2 separate regions of the Homo sapiens genome follow, and region 1 is linked to region 2. A link is an interaction called in ENCODE POLR2A ChIA-PET data of the cell type or tissue named here. Cell type or tissue: CD4-positive, alpha-beta T cell. All regions are shown on one strand. Links, peaks and the distances in the headings refer to the core of each region. The heading gives the core; the rest is flanking DNA. Region 1 overlaps PLEKHO2 (pleckstrin homology domain containing O2). Region 2 has its middle 6.2 kb from the start of KBTBD13.

The links. Peaks named below come from ENCODE experiments on the same cell type or tissue, not always from the same donor. Only the 100,000 strongest peaks of a DNase experiment are listed, where the experiment ranks them.
Region 1: POLR2A ChIA-PET joins it to region 2 with 6 read pairs; 2 of 35 experiments call an interaction of 5 or more read pairs at or near these places.

What each region holds. Positions count from the first base shown.
Region 1 is chr15:64,859,969-64,865,265 of GRCh38, reverse strand. PLEKHO2 (pleckstrin homology domain containing O2) reads right to left here. Exons shown (of 6, transcript NM_025201.5): 4 at 5,268-5,297; 5 at 3,691-3,789; 6 at 1-367. Among named protein-coding and RNA genes, the nearest start is that of PLEKHO2, 21 kb to the right of the region's middle. In CD4-positive, alpha-beta T cell, for the core only: no CTCF peak of the experiment used is centred there; no DNase peak of the experiment used is centred there; H3K27ac peaks cover 325 bases.
Region 2 is chr15:65,080,305-65,085,621 of GRCh38, reverse strand. No RefSeq gene overlaps it. Among named protein-coding and RNA genes, the nearest start is that of KBTBD13, 6.2 kb to the right of the region's middle. RefSeq lists an enhancer at 280-805. In CD4-positive, alpha-beta T cell, for the core only: no CTCF peak of the experiment used is centred there; a DNase peak (open chromatin) is centred at 2,891.

The DNA of each region.
Region 1 (5,297 bases), core at 298-5,297, 220 kb after region 2:
CAGGGGCCTCCTGGGGGCTGGGGTTCTCCCAGCTCACCTTCAGTTTGTCAGGCAGGACGCTGTTGGGAGGCTGCTCAGAGCCACTGTCCTCCTCTGCTGGGGTCTCTGAGTCCTCTTGGCTCTCAGGGGAGACCTCAGAGCTTGCTGAGACAGGGGTTGGGGCTCTCTCCCCCACAGGGGTCTCCACCCTGTCACCAGGGCTGGTGGTCTCAGGTGCTAGGAAAGGCTTGGTAGGAGGCATGAGGGGCCGGGGTGTCTCCCGAGGTTGGGCTTCACTGACATGATTGCTGGGGGCAAACACTGGTGGCCCACTGTCCGGAACATCAAGATCCAGGCGCAGAAGACCGTCAGAAGCTGCACTGGCCACCTGGTGGGGGGGATGGTATATGGGTGTCATCTTGGCTGACTAGCCATTGGGTCAGGTGTGCCCACTGACACGAGTTCTTACCCTCTCCCATCCAGGTTGTCCAGGCCCCCAGCTCCCCAGCCTCCCTCTGTCCTGGCTTCTGTGGCTACTTAATTAGAAGCTAAAGTGATTTCTTGATGAATCTTCCTCTCCTTTCCCTCACCACCAAAGAATTCCCTGTTTTGGAATCACAGGCCAGGAAAGTCACAGCCAGGGTCCTCTTGGAGCCCCAGGCTGGTTTCTGGGATACTGGACCTGGACTGGACTATACAAGCCTGGGTGGCAGGGGACAGAGTTCCAGCCCTGCATCTAACCCCTACCTAGCTGTATGGCCTTCAGAGGTTCCCTTCTCTGCAACCCACCTACCCATCACCATACCCAGGGTCCCCACAACCAGTTGGTCAGTCAGAGACAGGACCAGGACTCAAACATACTTCTTCCAGTTCATCTCAAGCTCACTGACTTCTGCTTGCCCTTCCTGGAGACCTCTGTTCCGTCTGCCAGCTTCTCTCCAGCTTTTGCCTGTCCAGCTGCTTGGCAGCCTGTGCCCACTCTCCTCATGTCATCAGATGTGGTCCCAGACCACAGCTGACTGCCAGAGAACAGCTGCACCAGAAGGCAGCTACCCACCCCCACCAGGCTCCAGGGACCAATAGGGATATCCAGCAGTCCCACAGTCATGAGACCCTCCCAGAGAGCCTCAGAGGCCCCAGCAGGGCTGGGCAGGAGGCCTTTCCCAAGGTCCCTCAGATGGTGGGGGTCCTGGCTGGGATCCTTACTCTCCCCTGCCACCTTATTTTTCTTAAGAGATGGGGCTGGCTGGGTGCAGTGGCTCACGCCTATAATCCCAGCACTTTGGGAGGCCGAGGCAGGCTGATCACCTGAGGTCGAGAGTTTGAGACCAGCCTGAGCAACATGGAGAAACCCCGTCTCTACTAAAAATACAAAATTAGCCAGGTGTGGTGGCACATGCCTGTAATCCCAGCTACTCGGGAGGCTGAGGCAGGAGAATTGCTTGAACCCTGGAAGCGGAGGTTGCAGTGAGCCGAGATCATGCCATTGCACTCCAGCCTGGGCAACAAGAGCGAAGCTCCGTCTCAAAAAAAAAAAAAGGGGGTCTCGCACTGTCACCCAAGCTGAGTGCAGTGGCATGGTCACAGCTCACTGCAGCCTCCAGAGTAGCTGGGACCACAGGCATGTGCCACGATGCCCATCTCCCTTTGTTGCTCTCACTCCCTTTTATACATACACAGGACCTGGCTGACATCAGGCACTGGGGACCACCAGAAAGTCACCCCTAACACACCACACACACACACACACACACACACACACACACAAACACACACACACACAGCGCCTCCCTGAACTCTTCTGTCAGAGGGCCCCTCCCTCCAAGGCTGGCCCTCCCTACATCCGTCCCCGGCCCCCATCAGGCATTCCTTTTCTCTGTGGCCACCTCAGTGCTCCCTCTGCAGGATCCTATCCCTCAGCTGACAGACAGGCACAGGCTGCTGCAACTCAAAAACAGACCTCCCACGACCTTGGGTCCCTCCCTCCGGCAAACCCAGCCCTGCACCCCGGGACAGCCCTAAATCGACTCCTTTTAGAAAATACGCTGCAAGGCCAGGCGCGGTGGCTCACGCCTGTAATCCCAGCACTTTGGGAGGCCAAAGTGGGCAGATCACGAGGTCTGGAGTTCAAGACCAGCCTGGCCAAGATGGTGAAACCTCGTCTCTACTAAAAATACAAAAATTAGCCGGGGGTGGTGGAGGGTGCCTGTAATCCCAGCTACTCGAGAGGCTGAGGCAGAGAACTTCTTGAACCCGGAAGGCGGAGGTTGCAGTGAGCTGAGATTGCACCCTGCACTCCAGCCTGGGCGACAGAGCGAGACTCAATCTCAAAAAAAAAAAAAAAAAAGAGGTGGGGGGAGAGGGGAGGGATAGCATTAGGAGATATAACTAATGCTAAATGACGAGTTAATGGGTGCAGCACACCAGCATGGCACATGTATACATATGTAACTAACCTGCACATTGTGCACATGTACCCTAAAACTTAAAGTATAATAATAAAAAAAAGAAAAGAAAGAAAAGAAAAAGAAAATATGTTGTAAATGCCTTGTCCTTGGTCCTGCCCTTGTGACTTGCGGCTGCCAACCTGGCTGATGCCCACCAGGTCTTGTGCCCATCTCTCTCCAGATGTGGCACTTGCCTCTGGCTTCCTCTTTCTTGGTTCCCTGCTAGCTGACCTCCCTCCAGTCCCTAAATGTAGCACTTGCTGAGGTTCTTTCCTGGCCTCCAAAATCCTCCCCTGCAGCATTAGCTCCACTGGTCTAAAAGAGTCTCCTCCCTTCCCCCCTCCCCATTGCCCATACCCTCTCCAAATTCCCTGTGCCCAGGGCCTCCATGCTCCCAGTCTCCAGGCTTGGGGAACCTCAGACAACCTTCCCTTGGTCCAATCCCCTGACTCAATCACAAGCCCAGGTGGCTCTTGCTTCCTAACATCCTCCCATCAACCCCTCCCTCTTCATCCCCTCCAGGGGCCTGGAAAGCCGCCTCCCCCACCTCCTTCCTGGCCCCTGCCTTTCCCTCTCTCAACCCAACCCATCCTACCCAGAGCCTCAAACTGACCTCTGAAACGCACTCTCCCTTCCTTGTCTCCAGCTTCTTCACCAAGGCCTCCACAATTTCCTCCCCACAACCCCCTTCTCAGACCCATCTCCCAGGCAAATGGAGCTGCTCCGCATACCTCAAACCCTCCCGCTGTGCCTCAGCTCACAGCACTCCCTCCACAGAGAATCCCCTGACTCCAAGTCCACCAAGTGAACCCCTCCCATCCTTCAAGGGTCAGCTAAAATGCCAGTGGCTCCTTGTGGTCCCTCCTGCCCTGACCTCCTAGAGCCTTCCTTCCTCCGCACAAAAATCAGACACAGCTTTGCATGGAGCAGTCTGTGGGATAGGCCTATTTTTCAGCTGGAAGACGAGCTCTGAGGGGCAGGGACTGGCCTCATGGGCTTCAGTTTCCCTCTGGCACCAACTCTGGCTAAGGACAGATTCAACATTTGTGTGTGGATTGAACAAATGGAAAAGGCTACAGGCTCAAGGACATCCATACCCTGAGCACGTGTAACACAGGTGCCCCATCACTTCCTGTCTACTCCTCAGGAAGCCCCAGCTCCAGGTGTCCTCAGGAAAAATGTGGCCCCAAGCCTGGCTGCCGCCCAGAGGAGCTGAGGTCCTAGGCTCAACTAACCCCAACATCCACACTGGGTAAGGCCCTACCTCCTTCAGGTGGACTCTCGTTGGTGGCCGGCGTCGCTGGCCCCCTCGCACCCGGTCCCGTGTCACATGCTCCAGGGCGCAGCTCTTGTCCACCTTTACCTGGAGGGAGGGGGAACCAGATCAGCCCCTGCCAAGCCTTGGGGAGTGTGGGAAGTAGCCAGGGCGGACCTGGCTCAGAGCCAGGGTCAGTGCCCCACCGCTGCCCTCTCTGGGAATCTCCCTGCCCTGGCCTCTGCTTCTCTAACTCTGCAATGCCCCTGGAGTCTCTTGCAAAGTCTGAGGCTCTCCCTCTCTGCAGCTGCCATTTGCCTCAGTCTTCCTGCCCAAATATGGGCCATCGGCCCTTGCCCCTGAGTATATCACAAATATATAAGCAGCCCTGAGGTGGCTTTGGGGCTTAGCTAGGAGAGAAGGTTGAAAGCAGCCTATGCTCCCCTGGTACCTGGTTTCTGGAAAAGGTCTGCCCTGGCCTCTGCCACCCTCCCAGGACCCCTGGAGAGAGCCCAGAGAGAGAGCAGGGCCTCTGCCCCTTGAGTCTGGGAGCCTGGAGGTCAGCATCTTCTCTCTGAGGGTAACAGAAGGGGTCAGGATTGGCTGGGAAGTCTCAGAGTAAGAGTCACATGGGAGGTCCAGACTCAGAACCCTGGAGCAGCCTGGCCCTATGATGGGGAGTGGGGGCTCAGGCCCACATGTGACTCCAGCTGTCTCTGTCCCTCTGTCCCTCTGTCCCTCAGTGGGCTGAGGCCCAGCCCATGGCTCCTATGGCCTCCCCCAATATCTATGATATGTCCCATCATCCCTCTCCCGTGGAACGGGGACACTTTTCCCCTAGGTAGTGAAGGGCTGAGCATGACATGTAACACAGGACACGACATAGGAGCTATGGGCTGGGAGTCGGGGAACCTGGGTATTAAGAGGGGACTTGCTTGGGAAGATTTGCTCCTTGACATAATCCAAGGCATCACTGTAGGTGGCCCCCAGGTCCATTTTAGCCCAAATAACCAAAGATCCGTGATGTCAAAGACAAATCTTCCTAGGAGATCCTGGCCCCATGGGATGCTCTGCCTGCCCCAAGCCAGATTGTGGCTACTGTTGCCACAGTCCCCAGTACAGCACAGGGGGCTGAGGTCTGCAGGGCTGAATGGTCATTGCAGACAGAGAGGGAGGCCCAGAGCTGAGAGCCAGCCTGCCCTGGACTTCATGGTCAAACTGAAAAGGGAGCTGTCGGCTCACTCTGCAGCACTCTCTGGCCTGGGCCCACCTGCTGCTTCCAGCTGAGGCCAGGCTTAGAAAGGATGCATGCTGCCACCAGTCTAGTTCCAGCCCACCACTTATCTGCTTTCCAGTTTAAGACAAGTTACTTAATTTCCTTAGGCCTCCATTTCATCTGTAAAACAAGGACAGCACCACCTACTATGAGGGGCTGTAGTGAGGACTATAGAAGGTAACAACAATGCCCCATAGCAGTGACATAATCAAGGGGTAGTCTGGGGTAAGGAGGGGCAGGGTCCTCTCCTAGATCACACGCAGTGGGAAAGGAGACACAGAGCTGTCCATGTCCACAGACTGCATCGCACCTCATCGAAAGCCTTGTTTTTGCCTCGGTT
Region 2 (5,317 bases), core at 1-5,000:
CCTGTAAGACATTCCTCTGGTTCCCATAACTGTGTGATCAGGCAGAGGCACTGAGATGGGCATTTTCCAGTACACTGTGCCCCAGCCAAGCCACTTGGTAACACAGCCCAGAGAGCTGAGGGTCAGAGGGGACAGGGCACATGTCCAGCAGGGTCTTGACAGGAAAGAGATGGCACACTCAAATCAGGTCACTAGAGGAGGGTTGAGGAAAGAGGCTGTTCACAAAGGGTGGAGGGCCCCTAAGGGATAGCACCAGGCTAGTGAGCTTGGGGCTTCACCACTCCTGCGTCTGCGCAGGAGGGAAGGGGGCAGCCACCTCAGCCTGGAGACAGACGGCTGTAAGGAAAAGACCAGCTGACAGTGGCGGGGACTTGAGTCAGTGAAGGAAAAAGGTCAGTGCAAGATCACCCCACAGGGAGGGAGCCAGGAACTAAGTTCCCTGACTCCATACGCCTCCCCACTTCCCACCTTTTGCTGCTGCTCTGTACTGGGAGCCAGTCAAGGGAGTCCAGTGATATCACCCAGACAGGACCACCTCTCGGGGTGCGGAGCAGGAGAAAGGAGCTGATCTGGAGGGACAAGCTGATCTGCAGGGACAAGGAGCCGTCAGCCCAGGGCTGGATGAGGGGCTTGCTATCTGAATACAAAAAGCAGCTCTGTCGGTCACACTTACTGCCTCAAAAACTTACTGTGGTTCCCCACTTCCTACAGAATAAAGCCCAAGTTCTCCAGCCTGGCATTCAAGGCTCTTCACACTCAGACTCCAGCCTATTTCTCTGGCCCCACTACAGGCACTTCACATAATCTGCACAGAGACTCTATAACAGTCTCTCATCATCATCTCCATTTGCCCAACATCACACAGCTGGCAAGTGGAGCTGGAATATGGACCCAGGTCCCCTGGATGCCATCCTGCTGTGTCATGAGCGATAAGCACAGACTGCTGGAACACAGTCCATTCACCAAAACTGTGCCTTCCAAACAGTAAGGGTGTCAATAATGGGTGGAGGGGAAAGTGTGAAGAGGAACCAGGGCAAGGAACTTGGAAGGTGAGGATTGCGTATGCTGGTCTAGAAGCTCTTATTTCACTCTCAGGACAACCCTCCTGGAATTATCATCTCCGGTTAGAGTTGAGACACCTTCATTCATTTCAGCAACTTTAAGGAATTTACCCATGGTCAAACAGAAGTCCCTGTCAGAGCCAGCATTTGACTGCAAAATCAGCTGGCAGGCAGGCAGCACTGTCCCTCTGCAGAGTGGCACCTACAAAGTCCTCAGTCCCTCGTTTCCACCGCAACCCAGTGCTAGCTCCCTCTCTGAGCACCTGAAATTACCTTTGCTAATCAGGACTTTGCAGTTAGGCGTATTTTTGTAAGACTCCTGTTAGAATGAAAATATGTTACCTGGAAAGAGAAGCATGTTGGGCGAATGGTTTCTGACCTCCTATAGAGTTGGCAAAATTGTGTGTGTGTACGCATGAGTGTGTGATCTGAAGGGCCCAGGTGCCCAAATACCATTAGAGACTAACTCCTTTGTCTCCATCTGCTGAATCTGCGTGCTGAATGGGGTGTGTGTGTAGAGGAACTTTCCTAGAAAAAATAAGGATGGAAGCCTGGAATCAGGGAGGGCAGCCTGATGATGGGTCACCATGGGGAAGCTCTTTCATGAGTGCCCTGGAAGGCAGCACAGGAAATAACATGTTAGGATGGGAGGAGGATTCCAGAGAAGCAGGCTTTAGGTTGGGTGGTCCACTTGCATTGCTTTGTCTCCAGGAAAGTTGCTTTCCCCTAACCTGCGACCTGGCTTTCCTTCCCTGTGAAGAGAGGGGTGGAACTAGAGGCTTATACCCTGCTCCAAGACCCTGCAGCCCAACAAAAGGCCCATTTTCCCTTTGTTAGTTACTCGAATGCCAGAGAGAAGGGCTCCCTCTTTTCATGCTTCCCCAGTCCAGCTGGGGCAGAATCATGAGGGCTGCAGAGGACGCTGCTGGGACAAGACCTCCTCTAGGGGGGTCCTGTATCCCATGCCTATTACTGGCCTGCTGGGGCCAGCCTGTCTTCTGACAGCTGTGTCTCCCACCAGCACAGTTAATTTGCTGCCGTTCCTGGGATGTGACAGCAACTTGAAGCAAAGCAATTAGGATGAAAAAGAGGCCCCAGCTCCTTGAGGCCAAAGGAAAATAAACAGAGCAGCCCTGTGTGTATTCCGCCGCCAAGAGGAGCCATTCTTCAAGGGATGATTAGCATTTCTAATCCCAGCTTCCTCCCTTCCCTTGAAAGAAAAGTGACCGGTGAGCGGCTGCTCTTTTCAGATCCCACTCTTCCCAAGGTGGACTGCAAACTTGACAGCTCGTCACCTCCACAGAAAAGTCTTCCCTGGCCACCTGCCACAGCCCTGCCAGAAATGATACTCCTGTCCTCTGAAATCTGAGAGCCTTTCTCTGTACCTTTCCTATGGAGTTTCCTTGATTGACTGATCAATTCATTAATGCATTCTTTCAACAAACATCCGTTGAGTGCCATTCATTCATTCAACAAATATTTCTTAAGTCCCTACTAAATAAATCATCTCTTAAGCTGCCTACTACGTTCTAGTCATTTTTCTGGGTCCTGATGAGAGAGCAGTGAACAAAACAGAAAAAACCCTCTGCCTTCGTGGAGCTCAAATTTTAGTAGGAGAAAACCAACAGCAAACAAGTGAAAAGATAGCATGGAAGATGATGCTAAAAGCTATGCAGAAAAATAAAACAGGAAAAGGGAGGAGAACATGTAGAGAAGGGGGAGGTAGATTTTAAGTAGGGAGGTTAGGAGAGTCTGTAGGATCGAAGTGACATCTGAGCCAAGACCTGCAGGAAGTGGGGTGGGGCTGAGGCAGTGCGCAGGCAGAGGGACACCAGCCACACACCCTGAGCCCGGAGTGTGCCTGGTGCGTCTGAGGAGCAATGAGGCCAGAGAGGAGTGGGAGGAGATGAAGTCAGGGAGGAAACAGGGTGGGAGAGTCTGAAAGGACTTTGCCTTTCAGAGGGGGCGCACCAGGCTCTGACTGGCATTTTGTTGAACTAGGATGGCTCTGGCTGCCCTGTGAGCACACTGAAGGGAAGCCAGCAAGGAAGCAGGTCCTTGGTGGACAGGGGTGGGGCAGCTTCTCTGCCTCTGCCAGGCGGGCTATATAAACCACATAGGATGATTTCAGGGAGAGGAAGGCTTGGGGTGCAGGACATCTGGAGTCAGGGGCAAGGAGAACGTTTGTGGAAGACTGGAGAGAACTCCAGAGAGTTGGGCTGCAGGGCTGCCACCAGGTTCAGGAAAATGATCCCTGCAGCTTTAAGCTGTGTGAGTGTAGGCCTCTCAGAAAGGACGGACTTCTCAGAGTAAACCTCTGGGCTGGGACAGAGAGATTTCAAATCCAGCCCTCTGAGCTCAGTAACTCCTAAGTGTTTCTGTAATTTGCCCAGCTGCACCTGGTTTGTGCCCCCCACACCTTCATGCAATAGTCAAGCCGAGATGCCGGGGAATGAGAGGCTGAGAATCCCAAGTCCTGAGTTCAAGTCCCTGCTCTTCCACTTAACTGCCTGTGTGACTCTGGGTGAGCCAGCCATTCTGGCTTTCTGCTGGTTTCCTCACAGGCACCCCAGGCACAGTCACCATCCCTGCTGAGGGTGGTGGGCAGTGGTGACACATGCTGACTGTGGGTGGAACAAAGCCTTAACTGTGAGAACCCTTAGACAGAGAAGGTGGGCTGGGTTACAAAGCTTCCCCACACTTCCTGAGACGAGGGAAGTATCAGTGAACGTGCAAATATCCCCCAGGGCCTAAACCAGTCATTACCTGGGCTGAACGGGGCTACTGGTCTCCCAGGTCTATCCTAAGGGAAGAGAACTAGTTAACTTTCCTATGGAAGAGGGAAGAGAAAGGGCTGAGTCCAAGGGAACAAACGAACCCCCAAAAGAGGTGGGGATACATAGAGAAAGGCAAAACGGAGGGAGTGTTAAGGAGACCATTGGAAACACCCTGTCCATCTCAGGATGTCGGCCAAGCAGGCATGTAGCACAGAAGACAAGCCTGTGGCCCTGGGTTCACAGCCAGGTTCTGCCACTACCTAACGAGCCTCTTCTAATCACATGACCGTTGAGCTTTTTTCCCTCCATTAAGCTGCGGGAGTAGGGGTGTTGCCAAACTATCTGCCACTTAAAATTCTCAAAAGCTCAAGTAAGTCAACTGTGGGAAAGCTCTCTGTGAACACTGTGTTATTATTACGCACAAAAGGCATCTCAGAAAGGGCTGCCCTGGATGAAGGGAGGAACAACCAAATGCCAGGAGCCAGCAGGCTGGGGCTAAGCAGCCCCAAGTGCAGACAATGCTGTGGGATAAGAGAGACTAGGAGCTGATGGATTATCATGTGGCAAGTCTCAGGTGTTCAGCACTGGTCAGGAGGAAGGAGGAAAATGCTCTGTACTGTTATGAAAGTTATCTGTAACTTGGAAGTAAGGCAAAAGAAGGATTATTTCCTTTCAATGTCACTTTGGGACACTTTGAACAGAGAAGAGTTATTTAATTTTCAAGGGGAATGTACCTTTGCCTTACAATTTACTATAGATTAGAGCCCAGACTTTGTGAAGTTACATGCTAACTTGTAGGCATATGCACAAATATGTACATGCATGTATGTAAAGATGCAAAGGATTTTTGTTCAGTAGAGAACCAAAAAAATTATGCTTTTGTCCTGTAAGGCATATGCCAGTTTTGTCTCTAACTTAGCAAACTTATTTTAGTATGTCTCTTCCAACTAAATATACAAATCTGTCTCTCAAATGCTCTTTTCAATCAGCTTTGCCATTCTTTTTGGTTCTCTTACAGGTGAGTTAAATAAATCTTTGATGTGTGATATGAATTACACTTTGAGGCCAGGTACAGTGGCTCATGCCTGTAATCCCAGAACTTTCGGAAGCCAAGCAGGAGGATTGCTTGAGCCCAGGAGTTCAAGGCCAACCTGGGCAACACAGTGAGACTCCACCTCTACAAAAAAATTGTATAAAAATTGGCCGGGCGTGGTGGCTCACACCTGTAATCCCAGCACTTTGGGAGGCCGAGGTGGGCGGATCACCTGAGGTCAGGAGTTCAAGACCACCCTGACCCACATGGAGAAACCCCATCTCTACTAAAAATACAAAATTAGCCAGGCTTGGTGGCGCATGCCTATAATCCCAGCTACTTGGGAAGGCTGAGGCAGGAGAATCACTTGAACCTGGGAGGTGGAGGTTGGGGTGAGCTGAGATCACACCATTGCACCCCAGCCTGGGCAACTACAGCAAAACTCT